3 separate regions of the Homo sapiens genome follow, and all the other regions are linked to region 1. The links are chromatin contacts, found by Hi-C or POLR2A ChIA-PET in ENCODE. All regions are on one chromosome and are shown on one strand. The core of a region is the stretch at or near the end of the contact, and the rest is flanking DNA. Distances in the headings are between cores, read along the strand shown. Region 1 holds the start of LINC01220 (long intergenic non-protein coding RNA 1220). Region 2 has its middle 24 kb from the start of EIF2B2. Region 3 holds the start of EIF2B2 (eukaryotic translation initiation factor 2B subunit beta).

Region 1 (4,679 bases), core at 719-3,218:
TTCCAGCAGCCGCGTCGGGACCTAGAACACCTCTGGGCCTTTCAGGTCTTTGGGCAGTCTGCCTTTTAAATAAACACTATGAGCTGGCAATTCTAATGTTGTCAGTGACAAAGTACTTCTTCCTGAAAAAATCTTTGGTTGTTTTAAGTCCTAAACAGTTGCTGGGATTACTATTGAGTTTGAATAATGTAATATGTACGCTTCATTTTAAAAAATTACTTAAAAAACAGAGATAACACAATGACTGTGAAGACTGAATTTGAGTTGCTTCTGTTCCATGTAACCATTTGGAGTTTTCGTGTTTAAAATTTAAAATTGCGAAGCAGTGTGATACAGTGTTTTGCCATGTTTTTATTTGACAAATGCACATTTTAGTTAATAACTAAATATTTTTACTAGATTTGAATATTATCTTTAAAATAGATAATTCCTTTTGCTTATTTATTTTTGAGAGAGGGTCTCCCTGTCACTCAGGCTGGAGTGCAGTGACTGCAATCAAGGCTCACTGCAGCCTTGACTGCCCTGGCCCAAGATCTTCCCACCTCAGCCTCCCAAGTAGCTGGGATCACAGGTGTGCACCACCATGCCCAGCTATTTTTTTTTATTTTTGTAGAGTCGGGGTCTCCTTATGTTGCCCAGGCTGGTCTAGAACTCCTAGGTTCAAGTGATCCTCCTGCCTTGGCCTCCCAAAGTGCTGGGATTACAGGCGTGGGCCACAGCGCCCGGCCCCCTTTTATTTTAAATCTAAAGAAGACTCGAGAAAAAAAACATTACGTCAGTAGTAGATTTAGGAGATGCACTACTAATACTACGTAAGTTTCTCTTGTGCTGCCTGGGAATAAAAATAAACACTTAACACTAACTTGGGGCTCACAACATGCTTGACACTGTTCCAAACACACACACACACACACACACACACACACACACACACACTCATTTTAAAAGTCCTCATCTACTCTTAAAGGTAGGTCCTGCTATTATCCTTATTTTTGTAGATAATAATATAGTCTGGGGCGCAGAGGTCTGCTCAAGATCATCCAACTGGAGTGGCAGCGCTGGAATTAGAGTCCAGGCAGTGTGGCTTCAATGCCTGAACTCTTAGCCATTAGAAAGGAAAAACAAAGCAAAATCAGTATCCGCAACAACCTTGCAGGCACGGAGGCCCTCAGAAGGGACAGGAGAGGCCGGGCGCGGTAATCCCAGCACTTTGGGAGGCCGAGGCGGGCGGATCACCTGAGGTCAGGAGTTGGAGACCAACCTGGCCAACGTGGTGAAATCCTGTCTCTACTAAAAATGTAAAAAATTAGCCGGGTACGGTGGCGCGCGCCTGTAGTTCCAGCTACTTGGGAGCCTGGGGCGGGAGAATCGCTTGAACCGGGAGGCAGAGGTTGCAGTGAGCAGAGATCGCGCCAGTGCACTCCAGCCTGGGCGATAGAGCGTGACTCCATCTCAAAAAAAAAAAAAAAAAAAAAAAAAAAAACAAAGGAAAAGAAAAAGAAGGGACAGGAGGGCCTCCTTCCGCTCCTGACCAGCCCCTGCTGGCCCGTGGGCAGAGGGAGAGCCGGCTTCCAGGGACCTCAGGGAGGGACGTTTGGGAGTGCTCTCTCAGCGTCCCCTCCACCGCCCTCTCTACACCCTTGCCGCGCCCCTGTCCTCGTCGGCCAGGCCAAGGTTTCTCCTGGCCCTTCCCAGCTTCCGGCCCTTTGCTCCAGGGCAGGTCGCAGGGCCAGACGGTGCCAGGAGCTCGCGAGTCCTCTGTTTACTGTTTGGTTTCCACGGTGACACGTAGGCGCCGTCAGCGACTCCCGTCACCGCCCCGCAGCGCGGCCCCCACCCGGCGCCGTGACGCCGGCCCGCCGCTTCCGCTCTGCCCATATTTGGCTCAGCCACTGCGCCGCCGGCCCGGGGTAGGCTGTGGGCGGGACTCCCGCCGCGCCCCGCCCCCGGTCCCTGCCCCGCCCCTGGAATGCTGGGCGAAGGCTCCGAGCCACGAGACCCCCGCCTCCTGTCCCGGGACCCACCCAGGCGGAGGCAAGGGCAGGGGCGCTGGGGGCCCAGAGAGAGGGCGCCGCGATGGATGAATGAGCTGTTTCCAGCATTCCTGTGCGTCTGCTGGTTGTAGCTGCAGTCAAGATTTGGGGCGGTCTCGTTTGTTGTGGGTGGGTGATCTGGGATCACGATTTTCTCACTCTGTGCCCGGAAATCATGCCATCTCTCGCCCAACGCTGTATTTTATAGGCTTCAACTCAAAATTTTCCTTCATGGCACAGTGGAAAGCTTTGAAGACGGCGGTTCTGGGGTCAGTGTTGCCCCTCGGGGGATAAGTGACCTTGGGAAGGCCATTTTCCTTTTCCTGGCATGATAAAACGAACCGTGGGGGTGGTCCATAATGGTTGCAGCACTGTCATCAGGCTTGTGAGGGGAGCTTTTCCATCACCCTCTAACCACCCCCTCCCCAGGACATAACTGGAATATCAGTGAAGTTCTTTGAGCATCGACCCCCTACAGTTCTGCCCCCTGTGGTGATTGGATTTGTGTGTCTCTGCACCTTGCTCCTATTAGGCGCTTAATGAACTTTAGTTAACTGATTATTGAATGAATAATACGAATCACCTTCATAAATCCGGACCCCTGCAATTCCTCTTCCAGGCCGGGCGAGGGGGAGGGTAGGGGATGGGGGAGAATATTGAGATGATTAATAATCGCGCGGCAGGGTTGCTGATGTAAAGCGATTTGCAGATCTAAAGGGCAATAAGCATTCCTGGGAGAAATCCAGCGAGATTCCAGAAGTCTCTGAGGGAGCCGTGGGTGTGTACCGCCGGGCCCAGAGGGCGGGGGTGGGGCAGGCAGTGCCGCAGTGGCCGCTGCTGGGGAGCCGATTGCAATTGCGAGGAGAAGCGTGGGGTTAATCCTTCAAGACGCCTGTCACCATCCTCCCACCCCCATCCCTGCCCCCTAGATTCCCCAGTTCCTCTGGCTGAAGGAGTGTGTGTTTTCCAGAGTTTCAGAGCTGGAAGTCACATCGGAGACTTTTAATCTAATTTAACCTATTTCGCCAACAGGGAAATTAAAGCTCAGAGAAGTTGGTTCGACCATCCAAACTTGCACAGCTAGTTAGAAACTGATAAAAGTCAGGATATCTAGCTTCAAATAGTGTTCCACATCGCCTAGGTGCTTCTAATTTCCTGTGCTTCAGAACCCTGTTGCCTGGCTCAGCTGGTGGGTTGTACATTTAGGCTAAATATTGACTTCAGGGCTCTTAAAGAACGCCATTGTCACGTCTGCTGCCACACGCAGCCCACACCATGACACCAGGGCCTGGGGGGGATGGCCAAGAATTGTGTACTTCCTAAAGCCTCAAGCATTCCTCCTTAGAGCAGCTGGAATGGTCACCCCTGTCCAGGGAACAGGAGTCGGCTGTTCTGAAACCAGTCTTAGTCTAGCAGTTGGTCACTTTTCATAGTTACCCAAGCCTTGCATTAAACTTTTCTCAGCCAAGATTACAGCAGGAGGCAGGAGTAGCCCTAACCCTTTTCTGCTGTTTGGAAGTCTTTTCATGGCACATGGAGGGTTCCTTGCTGGGGGTGGGGAAGAGTGCCTCTTCAATGCTTCTCTCTTTCTCTTTCCCCTTTCAGTCTCACCCAACTTCCTCTTACACGCTGTTTCTTCCCTAACTTCTAGGCTGAATATGAAGGCAACTCGGACTAAGAAGACGACTGCTTTCCAACTGCCCTCCCGTCCTGCAGCCGCCTGATTTGAGGAAGGGGCTGGGATCCTTCCCCTTGCCCTCTGGTTGTTCTTGGAGTTACAGCAGCCCCGCGGCAGCTCTGCCCCCTAGTGCACATGTGAGGCAGCGCGCCCTTCTCCAATCCAGAAGCCTCGTCGCGGTGCTGCCAGCAAGGGAGTTTTTCTGTATTCACTTTGGTGGAAATAGCAAAACTTGACAGAAAAAAAACCCAAGCCAAACCAAAACACACGAACCATTCTAGCCTTTTCTCTCTTTCGTTTCTTTCTGAGGATCTGGCCGATTTGGATGCAGAAAACATGCCTGTTGCTTCTGCTGCGAAATCTGCTCTTTCTCTTCCTGCTATCGGAACCCTGTCCCTTCTTTCAAAGCCTAATTCAGGCCAGGCGCGGTGGCTCACGCCTGTAATCCCAGCACTTTGGGAGGCCGAGACAGACGGATCACTTGAGGTCAAGAGTTTGAGACCAGCCTGGCCAAAATGGTGAAACCCTGTCTCTACTAAAAATACAAAAATTAGCTGGACATGGTAGCACACGCCTGTAATCCCAGCTACTCGGGAGGCTGAGGCAGGAGAATCACTTGAACCCGAGAGACGGAGGTTACAGTGAGCTGATATCAGGCCACTGCACTCCAGCCTGGGTGACAGAGTGAGACTCCATCTCAAAAAAAAAAAAAAAAAAGCCTATTTCAAATTCCACCCCTTGCCTAAAAACTTTTCCTGACTTCTGACTTTCCTCTCCTATGCGTCTTTTTTATTTTTTATTTTTGAGCTGGAGTCTCACTGTGTCACCCAGGCTGGAGTGCAGTGTCGCAATCTCCGCTCACTGCAACCTCCGCCTCTGGGGTTCAAGCAGTTCTGCCTCAGCCTCCCGAGTAGCTGGGATTACAGCCACCCGCCACCATGCCTGGCTGATTTTTTGTATTTTTAGTA
Region 2 (4,679 bases), core at 1,249-3,748, 310 kb before region 1:
GTGGGGATGATGGTGGGGCCAGAGTGCCTAGGAGCTGCTAGATCAAATGGTGCTCTTTCCTCTGGGGAGTGAACTCTGGAGGAACAAAGCAATAGGTTAATGGTGCAGGAGGATCCATTTATGTGAACCCACTTTAGATAGAACAAGGAAATACAGGTTTAAAGTGCAGCAAGGAAGGTTTAGCTAGACTTAAGGAAGGAGTCCTTCAGTGGCAAAGGCTGCAAAATCTGTGTCCACAAAGATCTGGACAACAGGATCCATATCCACCCATGGGGCTGGTGGAGGTGGTCGGAGGCAGGAGACTGGCTGGGATGACCTTTAGAAGTGCTCCCTCCCCACACAGTCCTGGCTCTGTCTCGGGGTCTCTGCAGCTCTGTGGGGACCCAGAGGGGAGTCTGGCAGGGAGGATTGGCCGGGCACACTTCTGGGCACTGCTCCCAAGCTCCTTCCCTTCTCTGCTTCCTCCAGAACCTTCTTATCCTTCATTTCCTGCTGCCCTCCTCTCACCTCCAAGTGGCTGCCCCAGCCGTGCCCCCAAAGTGGCTTCCTCACTCCCTCCCTGCTGCTCCAGAATTGGGAAAGAAGCCACAAATTCCCCCAGCGGACCACCCCCAAAGGCCCAGCCCCGTCTCACCCACGAGAGGTGCTTAGAGGCCCAAATTGGGTGCGGCTGCGGGGAGGTGGGAGCCAGGGGCCTCGGTAGGCATCATCCCTCCACCAGGGTGGTCTCGAGGAGACAAGGCCAACTGAACAGAGAGAGTGCGCCCTGCAGGCAGGGTCACAGGAGCCCTGAGGCCTCCCTCTGTCTGGGGCCTCCCTCTCTGGGGGGCTTCAGGGCCTGTGCTTACCCTCTCTGGTGGCTTCCTCTTGCTCTCTAGGGAGTGGCCTGTGGGGAGGACATGCAGACACGCAGAGGTGCTTGGGGAGGATGTGGAGGGATAGAGGGTGCCCCCTGCACCCCTTGCTCCCCTCCTCCTCCTCCTCTTCCTCCTCCTTCTCCTCCAGGAGCCCCTGTGCCTTCCCTGGGAGGTCTGACCCAGGCAAGCCCAGGGACGAGGGGAGGCAGTCATTAATCACCATTATTTATTATTTCTTATGTAACAGGGTGTTATGAAACATGCAACCCTGTACCAGGCACGACTGGGAATATGGGAAAGACAGTCCCTACCAGTAAGAGCTTCCTATGGGATGACCAGGTAGGTCCAGGAGCCACTGAGCAACCTGTGGACCAGCCTGGAACGTGGGGTGCAGGCCAGGCTGGAGGCGGGATGGTCCTGCTGCAGCTGAAAAAAAGGAAAAAGGAGGGGAGTGGGCAGCGGGAACCTCAAGGTGGGAAGGGAGCTGGGTTTCCACCCCCACCCCTCCGCACCTCGCCAGGCCAGGCGCAGACCAGCTCTGGCTCTGGGGTGGCCTGGGTCACAGCTGGAGTTGTCACAATATTGACCCAGGAGGAGATAACATCCAAAGGGCTTGGAGTCCCAGTCGGACAAGGAGGGGGATGTCGCCGGAAAAGATCCCTGGCCCCCAGGGGGATCAAACTAAATGGGGCTTTAATAGGTCTCTTCCAGCTCAGATTTCATGGATAATTGGAAGCAGGTCTCCAGCCAGGCAGAGTGGGCAGCCCTAGTGGCCTGCCGGGCGGCCACCGCAGCCAGGAGACAAGGAGGGACAAGGCGGGGTGGGGGTGCCACCTCCATGCCACCCCACTGTGGCCCAGTGGGCCTCTGGCCTTGCTGGGGCTTCTGGGCTCCCTTCTCTCTGTTCCAGAAGTGCTGCTGCTTTAACCCCCTCAGGGAAGGAGGTGGACAAGTGAGGAGACCTGAGTCATTTAGCTCCGGGGAAGGAGAGCAGCCTGTCCCAGCCACACATGCCCGAGGCTTCTTCCGTCATTCAAATACACATTCACATTTAAAGCTGGGAACAACTCTGAAAAATAATGTCTTCATTTTTTTTCTTATCACAAAAGGGGTACATACTTGCTGAAACAAAATTCAAGGTATATTAAGTAAAAAGTGAAAATTCTCTCCCCACCACACACCCATTACTCCTCTGTCCCTCTCTCACCACCCCCAGACTCTGCAGGTAGCCTCTGACTGCAATTTATTGGCTATCTTTCCAGAGCATCTCCAATGCCTTCTGAATTACATCCTGCTGCTTTCGCTCAGCAATGCATCATTGATATCCTTCCAAGGCCAGTAATTAGGGTGTGGACATTCGTCACTCCCATTTTAAAGATGAGGAAACAGAGGCTCAGAGAAGTTTCTTGGCTGTCCCGGGCTGCACAGCCAGGCCTCGTGCTCATCCTACCACAGCTTTCAGCCTCTTCCCTGGGGGCAGGAGGATGTGAGGAGCAGAGGGCTAGAAAAGCCCTGGGGGGGTGGTGGGTTGGGATGGGGGAGAGGGGCCGAAGAATAAGAAGGAAGCAGCAGCAGGCGAGGGAGGGTGTGAGGTCTCCTTGGAATGCGGCGGCGGTGCCCCTCCTCCCTGAAGGATCCAGGTTTTCCTCAGGCAGCGGAGCCTGGGGCCCTGGAGGCCTAGGCTGGGCAGAGCTGAGCAGCTGGCAGTGGAGGGGTTTTCAAGGCAAACCTGGCAAGAAGGCAAGACGGATTGCATTTCAGCCTGAACGTGCCTGGGATATGCACATGTCTCCCCAGGCCTTAGGGGCATTTCTTGCCTAACACCACCAGTGGGAGCTGGCTCTGCCCCTGCCTACTGAGGCTGACAGCTGGGCCTGTGTGCTCCCTCCACGGCTGCTGCCGTCTCTAGCGCCCTGGCCTCCAGCACATCCAGCAGTGGAGGGGATGCCCCTTATTCCAGCCATAGCCTAGAGCAGCCAAGAGCCAGCTCTTACTCACAGAGAGCCTGGGGCACTCCCTCAGGGAAGAGCCTGAGGGGACAAGCAGGTGGGAGGCCGATGTGGCCTGGGCCTCGGCCTGAAGAGTAAACAAGGAAGGCTCTGGAAAGCTCGTGACCCACAGGCCTTCACGCCAGACACACAGCCTTCCTCCTTCCTGCCTAGGACCTCCGAGAGGGACCCCGGGAAGCCAAGAGGACACGGAGGATGCGTGGGGAAGAAAATAGCCAGTGTCCCTCCTGGGCGGACGTAAGCACACATCCCCAGGTGCATGCATGCGCACACATGCTCATGCACACAGGCACGAATGCAGGGGGGAGAACTCAGAAGTGTGGAACAGCTGCCCAGCAGAGAGGGCTGGAGGGATGCTCTTGGGAGAGGCAGGGCCAGGGACCTAGTGGTCTTTGGAGAGCTCTTCACTCCTGAGATTGTAAAAAAATGCTCCCACAGGTACCACCCAGACCTTGGAGGGGGTCACAGAGATTCTCCCACAAGGCACTTAGGCCAATCAGGGAAGAGGACATCCATCCATTCCGTTTGCCAATATCCTTAGTAAACTTACTCTGTGCCAGGCTCCATGCTGGGAGTACAGAGGCCACCCGCAAGGCTTGACTAGCGCCAAGCACCAGTGGGAATGTGGGAAAGAAGGTCCCTACTGGAAAAGCTCATCCTCCACATGGAGCTGGCTGGGCAGTTGCGGAGGGACTGCAGAGCAGGCTTTGGCCAAGCTTAGTCCTGGATGAAGACCCTGCACCCCCACCCCAGCTAGTGGCCAGCTTAAAAGGAGCCTGGAAAGGCTGATGTCTGCTCTCTGCCCACAGCCCACCCCCATCCCCACAGTCCTGGCCCTGGCTGGGGCCCCAGGAAGGAAATCACTAAGGAGGATTGAGTGTCAATTCACAACCTAATCCCATCAGCGCACACAGCTACAGCACGGGCCGCCCCCTCCCCTACTCTGCAGACCCTGGCGGCTGCCGGCTGTCAGGCCCGGCCCCTGCCTGGCTGCGAGGCCAATTACTGCGGCCTTAATCACCACGGTGGCGGCGGCGGCGCGGCGTTAACAACTGTCTGCTCATCAGTCTCCTTCCTGGGGCGTCGTGGAGGGGATGACCCCATGCGGCTCTCCTCGAAGGAGCTTGAAACTGGATCCCAACAACAGCCCGATGGCCGCCGTCCAGGGAAACGCCTGGCTCCCTCCTGCTGCCTGCTGGTCTCCTGTGTGTTTGCCCAGCTCCTCCTGTCCTGGGGCTGAGAGCCCATGAGGACATGCCCGGGGACCCCGCATCCGCTGAGCGAGCACTAAAGCCATGGTTCCCTCTGGTTAGCACTGCCAACAACTGAGCCCGGGAAGACCGACGCTCCCTGCCAGCCAGAGCAAATTGGGTGCCCGGATGTTGAGGTCTGGTTGGCATTTCCTGTGTTGGCTTTGGCTGGTGAGGCCAGGCCAGTGGGCTGCCCTCTTGACCTGAGCGGAGTCAGGCAGGCACGTCCCAGACTCTTGAGCCCACTGAGTTCTTTCCTGCGCCCCACAGGGAGTCTTGTTCTGGAAAAAAGATCTCCCTCCCCGCCTGGGTTCATGCTGAGCAGCCTTCCCTGCCTTGTAGGGTGCTCTGACAGCCTGAGGCCTGGCCGGCCCCCAACCTGGCTGCCTCTGCGCCTGCTCCTTGGGCTCAGGCGGATCTTGGTGCTTCCTGGATGTGGTGAGGCCCCTCTGCACGTGGCCCTCCAGGCTGTGGTCCGGGAGAGGACTCTGAGCTCCTCTGATCTGCTCCCATCTGTATGTGGAATAATTTCTCCGGCCCAAAGCCTGGACCCCTAGGAGCCG
Region 3 (4,679 bases), core at 1,500-3,999, 290 kb before region 1:
ACATAGCTCACTGCAGCCTCGACCTCCCAGGCTCAAGAGATCCTCCCCCCTCAGCCTCCCAAGTAGTTGGGACTACAGACATGCATTACCACACCTAGCTAATTTTTAAATTTTTTGTACAGCTGGGGGTCTTGATATGTTGCCAGGGCTGGTTTCAACTCTTGGGCTCAAGCCATCCTCCCACCTTGTCCTCCCAAAGTGCTGGGATTCGGGTGTGAGCTACTGTGCCTGGCCAACACAGCTTTGCTTTCTATCTCTATTAATTCGAATATTTTAGTTTCAAAGTGAGGGATTGGTTCACATTCCTCAACCTGTTTGTCGTCATGCTTTATAACTTGCATACACACACATATAAATTCTTTAGTATATATAAAATACTATATACCTTGTTTTTTTTGTTGCTGTTGTTGTTGTTTGTTTTTGAGACACAGTCTTGCTCTGTCACCCAGGCTGGAGTGCAGTGACACAATCTCAGCTCACTGCAACCTCCACCTCCCAGGTTCAAGCTATTCTCCTGCCTCAGCCTCCCTAGTAGCTGGGACTACAGACATATGCCACCACCCCCCACTAATTTTTGTATTTTCAGTAGAGACAGGGTTTACCCACGTTGGCCAGGCTGGTCCCAAACTCCTGACTTTCAGGTGATCTGCCCACCTTGGCCTCCCCAAGTGCTGGGATTACAGGCATGAGCCACTATGCCTGGCCTATATACCTTATTTTCTTAATGACTTGATATATGAAAAAATAACGACAATATCCAAAATTGGCTATAATATGGTAAATGCTAGCCAGCATGTAAATTGATACAATTTTAAAGACATTTAAAAATTAACACACAATTAGCCAGGCATGGTGGTGTGTGCCTGTAGTCCCAGCTACTCAAAAGGCTGAGGTGGGAGGATTATTTGAGCCAGGGGAGGTTGAGGCTGCAGTGAGCAGTGAGCATGCCACTGCACTCCAGCCTGGGCAACAGTGTGAGACCCTGTCTCAAAATAAACAAACAAATCAATAAATAAAAACTAAAACACAGCAAAATTGACACATATTTTATGGCTTTTTAGAGCAACTGTATTTTCAACTTCAATTTCTGATGCTCATTGCTAATACATAGAAATATAGTTTTTGTATCCTTGCTAAACTTATGTTCTAGGAGGTTTTGTTTTTGTTGCTGTTGACTCTGGGATTTTCTGTGTACACTATCATGTCTTCTGTGAACAGGGACAGTTTCTTTCCATTCTGTATGCTTTTTCTTTTTCTTGCCTTATTGCAAGGGCTAGGACTTCACGTATAATTTAAATAGGAGTGGTGAAAGTAGACATCCTTGCCTTGTCCTGATCTTAGGGAGAAAGCAATCTTTTACTGTGAAGTATGATTTTTAGGTGTAGGATTTTGTAGATACCCTTTATCGAGTTCAGGAAGTTCCCTTTTGTTCTAGTTTTCTGAGAGTTTGTACCATGAATATTGAATTTTGTCAAATGTTTCTTCCTGCATCAATTGACATGATCATGTGGTTTTACTTCTCAGATTGTTAATATGGCATATTACATTGATTTTTAAGTGTTTAATCAGCTTTGCATTCCAGGTTTATGTTTCACTTTGTAATTACATATTATTCTTTTTTTATGTATTGCAGGATTTGATGTGCTAATAATTTGTTGCAATTTTTGCTTCTATGTTCATGAGAGATATTAATCTGTAATTTTCTTTTCTTTGTACTACCTTTGGCTAACTTTGGTATTGACATAATCTTTTTGGAGGGCAATTTGTTAATTGTAACAAAAGTCTAAAATGTGCTCGCCTATGGATTCCACTTTGAAGAATTTATCTTAAGGAAATAGAGATTTCTATTACACACATACTTTGGGTTCAGGTAGACCTGGATTTAAGTATGAACCCAATCCTTTATTAACTGCTTAAATTCTGTGGGTCTGTTTCCCAATCTGTAAAATGGGGATAAGAGGACCTATTTCAGACCTTATTAACTGAGACAATTCACACACAGTGCCCAAGAACCAGTAAGCTTTAAGTAAATGGTAACTCTTGGTATTATGTTATACTCTCTGGCCTCTCTGTAGGAGGACAATTCTGTCCAAATCAGAGGATGTCATCTTTGCTTCTGTATTGGCTCCCACTTTGAATCTCCTTAATCTTCCTCATCTCTAATTTCGCCGTCTTCTGTTAGACGTGTTAGGCCTTGAGAATACAAAAGCAACAAAAGATATCGTCCTTGTTTTCAGAGACATGAACCTCCTAGACACAGGCGCAAACGGTACCAAGCAATGTAACAGAACAAAAGTGAGACGTCTGCCCAAGGGGCAGCCGACCCTGGACATGCATTCAGAGCGTCAGTGTCAGCTGACACTCGGGAGTGACAGCTCGGGCAGTCACCGAGCTGGGAAGACAGGAGGGAGTGCCGCAACTTCTTCAGTGTAGCCTTAAGTCGCGGTGAGGGGCGCGTAGAGACTTGCTGCTCCCATAGCAACGGGACCAGCCACCCTCTACAGGCCTGACGGGTTACTTCCGTTCACCGTCGGCTGAGCCAAGAAAGGCCGCTTCCGATCCTCCAGCCCCCGAGGCGCGGGGGCGCGCGGACGCCCGGTTATAACTGAACAACCCGAGCCCCACGTCTCTGATTGGCTCAGGCAGAGGAAGGGGGCGGGAGATCGGCAACGAAGGGCGTAGCCGGCTTCCACTCAAACTTGAGGTTTCCCCCCATCCCCTCACAGCGGAAGCCGACCTCGCCCGCCCCGGAAGTGCAAACTGTGTGGTCTGGCAGGTGTGGATTCCGCCGGTGAAGGCTGAAGGCAGCTACCTTAAAGATGCCGGGATCCGCAGCGAAGGGCTCGGAGTTGTCAGAGAGGATCGAGAGCTTCGTGGAGACCCTGAAGCGGGGTGGTGGGCCGCGCAGCTCCGAGGAAATGGCTCGGGAGACCCTAGGGTTGCTGCGCCAGATCATCACGGACCACCGCTGGAGCAACGCGGGTGAGGCCGGCCTGCCTCCGCCGGCGAACCTGGCCCCTGTCTGTTCCCGATCCCAGGGCTGAAAATTTCCCAGGCCTCACTTCGCGTTGGCTCCTCTTATCCTCTCTCTTTTGGACTGTAGGGGAGCTGATGGAGCTGATCCGCAGAGAGGGCAGGAGGATGACGGCCGCTCAGCCCTCCGAGACCACCGTGGGCAACATGGTGCGGAGAGTGCTCAAGATTATCCGGGAGGAGTATGGCAGGTCAGGCTCACGTCCTGGGCTCCTGGTTGGATCCAGTGACACTTTTTGCACGGGCCCCTCTACCTGCTCGGAGACTTTATTGGAGCTGAACAGCCCTTGTTACCTGCCTGACCACTCCTCCCCACCTCTCTCTTTGGGTCTTGTTGCCTCTATAGACTCCATGGACGCAGCGACGAGAGTGATCAGCAGGAGTCCCTGCACAAACTGTTGACATCCGGAGGCCTAAACGAGGATTTCAGCTTCCATTATGCCCAACTCCAGTCCAACATCATTGAGGCGATTAATGAGCTGCTAGTGGAGCTGGGTAAGAGGCCTGATCGCTGGGAAAATGGGACTGGTCACAGGCACATAAGGGAACAGAAGCCTCTGAAGGTTGTTCATTAGCAGAGATGGGAGATTAGCTGTCTTCTGGTTCTCAGAGGTTTGTCCTCCTTCCTGATTAGGAAATGTTGCAACAGGTGACAGGACCAAAGTAATCCTCTCTACTTTTCCTTACAGACCAACCCTTGATAGACTACAGATCTGTGGAGTGGAACAGACTCTATTAGGACAGAGTTTTATTTTCATTGTAAAGAAACAAAATGAACTCCCTAGAGAGCCAAGGTCGATAGACCTCCTTCACTATCTGAATTTTTATACACACGTACACGTATACCATTTCTATCCCCCTTGTCATTGCGGTCCAAGTGACTTGCAGATATTCATTGTAATCAGAGGATGAAGAAGCTGCTTCCAAATTGCTCCCCCATTTTTTCTTCTCTGGCCAGTCTCTCTCATGTAGAAGTGTTGTGGCCACCTTTTGGAGGAAGACTTCTTTTAGGCCGAAGCTCTCTTTACCCTATTCTCAGCACTTTAGGATTTCCCAGATTGCCATTCCTTGGCTGAATCTACTGTCTTCAAAATCAGTTGTAAGGAGCTCTGTAGTGACAGAGGTGGTTCATAGGTAGGGGTACTTCTGGAAGAGGGCAGGCAGAAAATCCCAGAGGAGTGGGGCTTTTAAGAAATTGTGACATAGCTGGGCATGGTGGCTCACACCTGTAATCCCACAACTTTGGGAGGCCAAGGTGAGTGGATTGCTTGAGACCAGGAGTTCAAAACCAGCCTGGGCAACATAGTGGGACCCTGTCTCTATTAAAAAAAAAGAAATTGTGACATTTCACTTTAAGCACATTAACCCTGTGGTACCAGGGTCTGCTAGGTGGGCAGTGCATGTGAAGGGCAGACATCTTTTTCCGTATACGCGTAATGTGTGTTTGTGATATAGCAATTTCATATATATATATATATATATATATTTTTTTTTTTTTTTTTTTTTTTTTTTTTGCAAAACCGTTCTTACAGAAGGGACAATGGAGAACATTGCAGCCCAGGCTCTGGAGCACATTCACTCCAATGAGGTGATCATGACCATTGGCTTCTCCCGAACAGTAGAGGCCTTCCTCAAAGAGGCTGCCC

The links. A loop is a pair of places that touch in the nucleus more often than their neighbours do. ChIA-PET counts read pairs that join two places held with the same protein, here RNA polymerase II (POLR2A). Pooled maps may share reads with other maps.
Region 2: a map of ascending aorta shows a loop between it and region 1 (2.1-fold over the local background). The contact joins the enhancer-like site here to the promoter of LINC01220 in region 1. A Hi-C loop is called at or near these places in 1 of 168 maps with a recorded cell type or tissue (ascending aorta). POLR2A ChIA-PET finds 5 or more read pairs at or near these places in 1 of 52 experiments (PC-9).
Region 3: a map of CD8-positive, alpha-beta T cell shows a loop between it and region 1 (10-fold over the local background). The contact joins the promoter of EIF2B2 here to the promoter of LINC01220 in region 1. A Hi-C loop is called at or near these places in 2 of 168 maps with a recorded cell type or tissue (CD8-positive, alpha-beta T cell and naive thymus-derived CD4-positive, alpha-beta T cell), 3 of 37 single-sample maps with no recorded cell type and 20 of 50 pooled maps. POLR2A ChIA-PET finds 5 or more read pairs at or near these places in 1 of 52 experiments (BJ).

Annotation. Positions count from the first base shown.
Region 1 is chr14:75,292,436-75,297,114 of GRCh38, forward strand. LINC01220 (long intergenic non-protein coding RNA 1220) reads left to right here and starts at 1,969. Exons shown (of 3, transcript NR_038421.1): 1 at 1,969-2,106; 2 at 2,242-2,302; 3 at 3,685-3,975. It also overlaps the pseudogene DPPA5P4. RefSeq lists an enhancer at 1,537-1,676 and a silencer at 1,747-2,206.
Region 2 is chr14:74,977,038-74,981,716 of GRCh38, forward strand. No RefSeq gene overlaps it. Among named protein-coding and RNA genes, the nearest start is that of EIF2B2, 24 kb to the right of the region's middle. RefSeq lists enhancers at 2,885-3,510, 3,511-4,136, 4,137-4,679. Within about 2 kb of position 2,499, at least 9 of the 41 ENCODE cell types and tissues checked have a DNase peak (open chromatin) inside an H3K27ac peak, as active enhancers do; they include ascending aorta, where a contact is called at or near this core.
Region 3 is chr14:75,000,172-75,004,850 of GRCh38, forward strand. It overlaps EIF2B2 (eukaryotic translation initiation factor 2B subunit beta), which reads left to right and starts at 2,750. Exons shown (of 8, transcript NM_014239.4): 1 at 2,750-2,982; 2 at 3,104-3,224; 3 at 3,380-3,528; 4 at 4,566-4,679. The coding sequence starts at 2,820. RefSeq lists enhancers at 2,297-2,386, 2,428-3,108.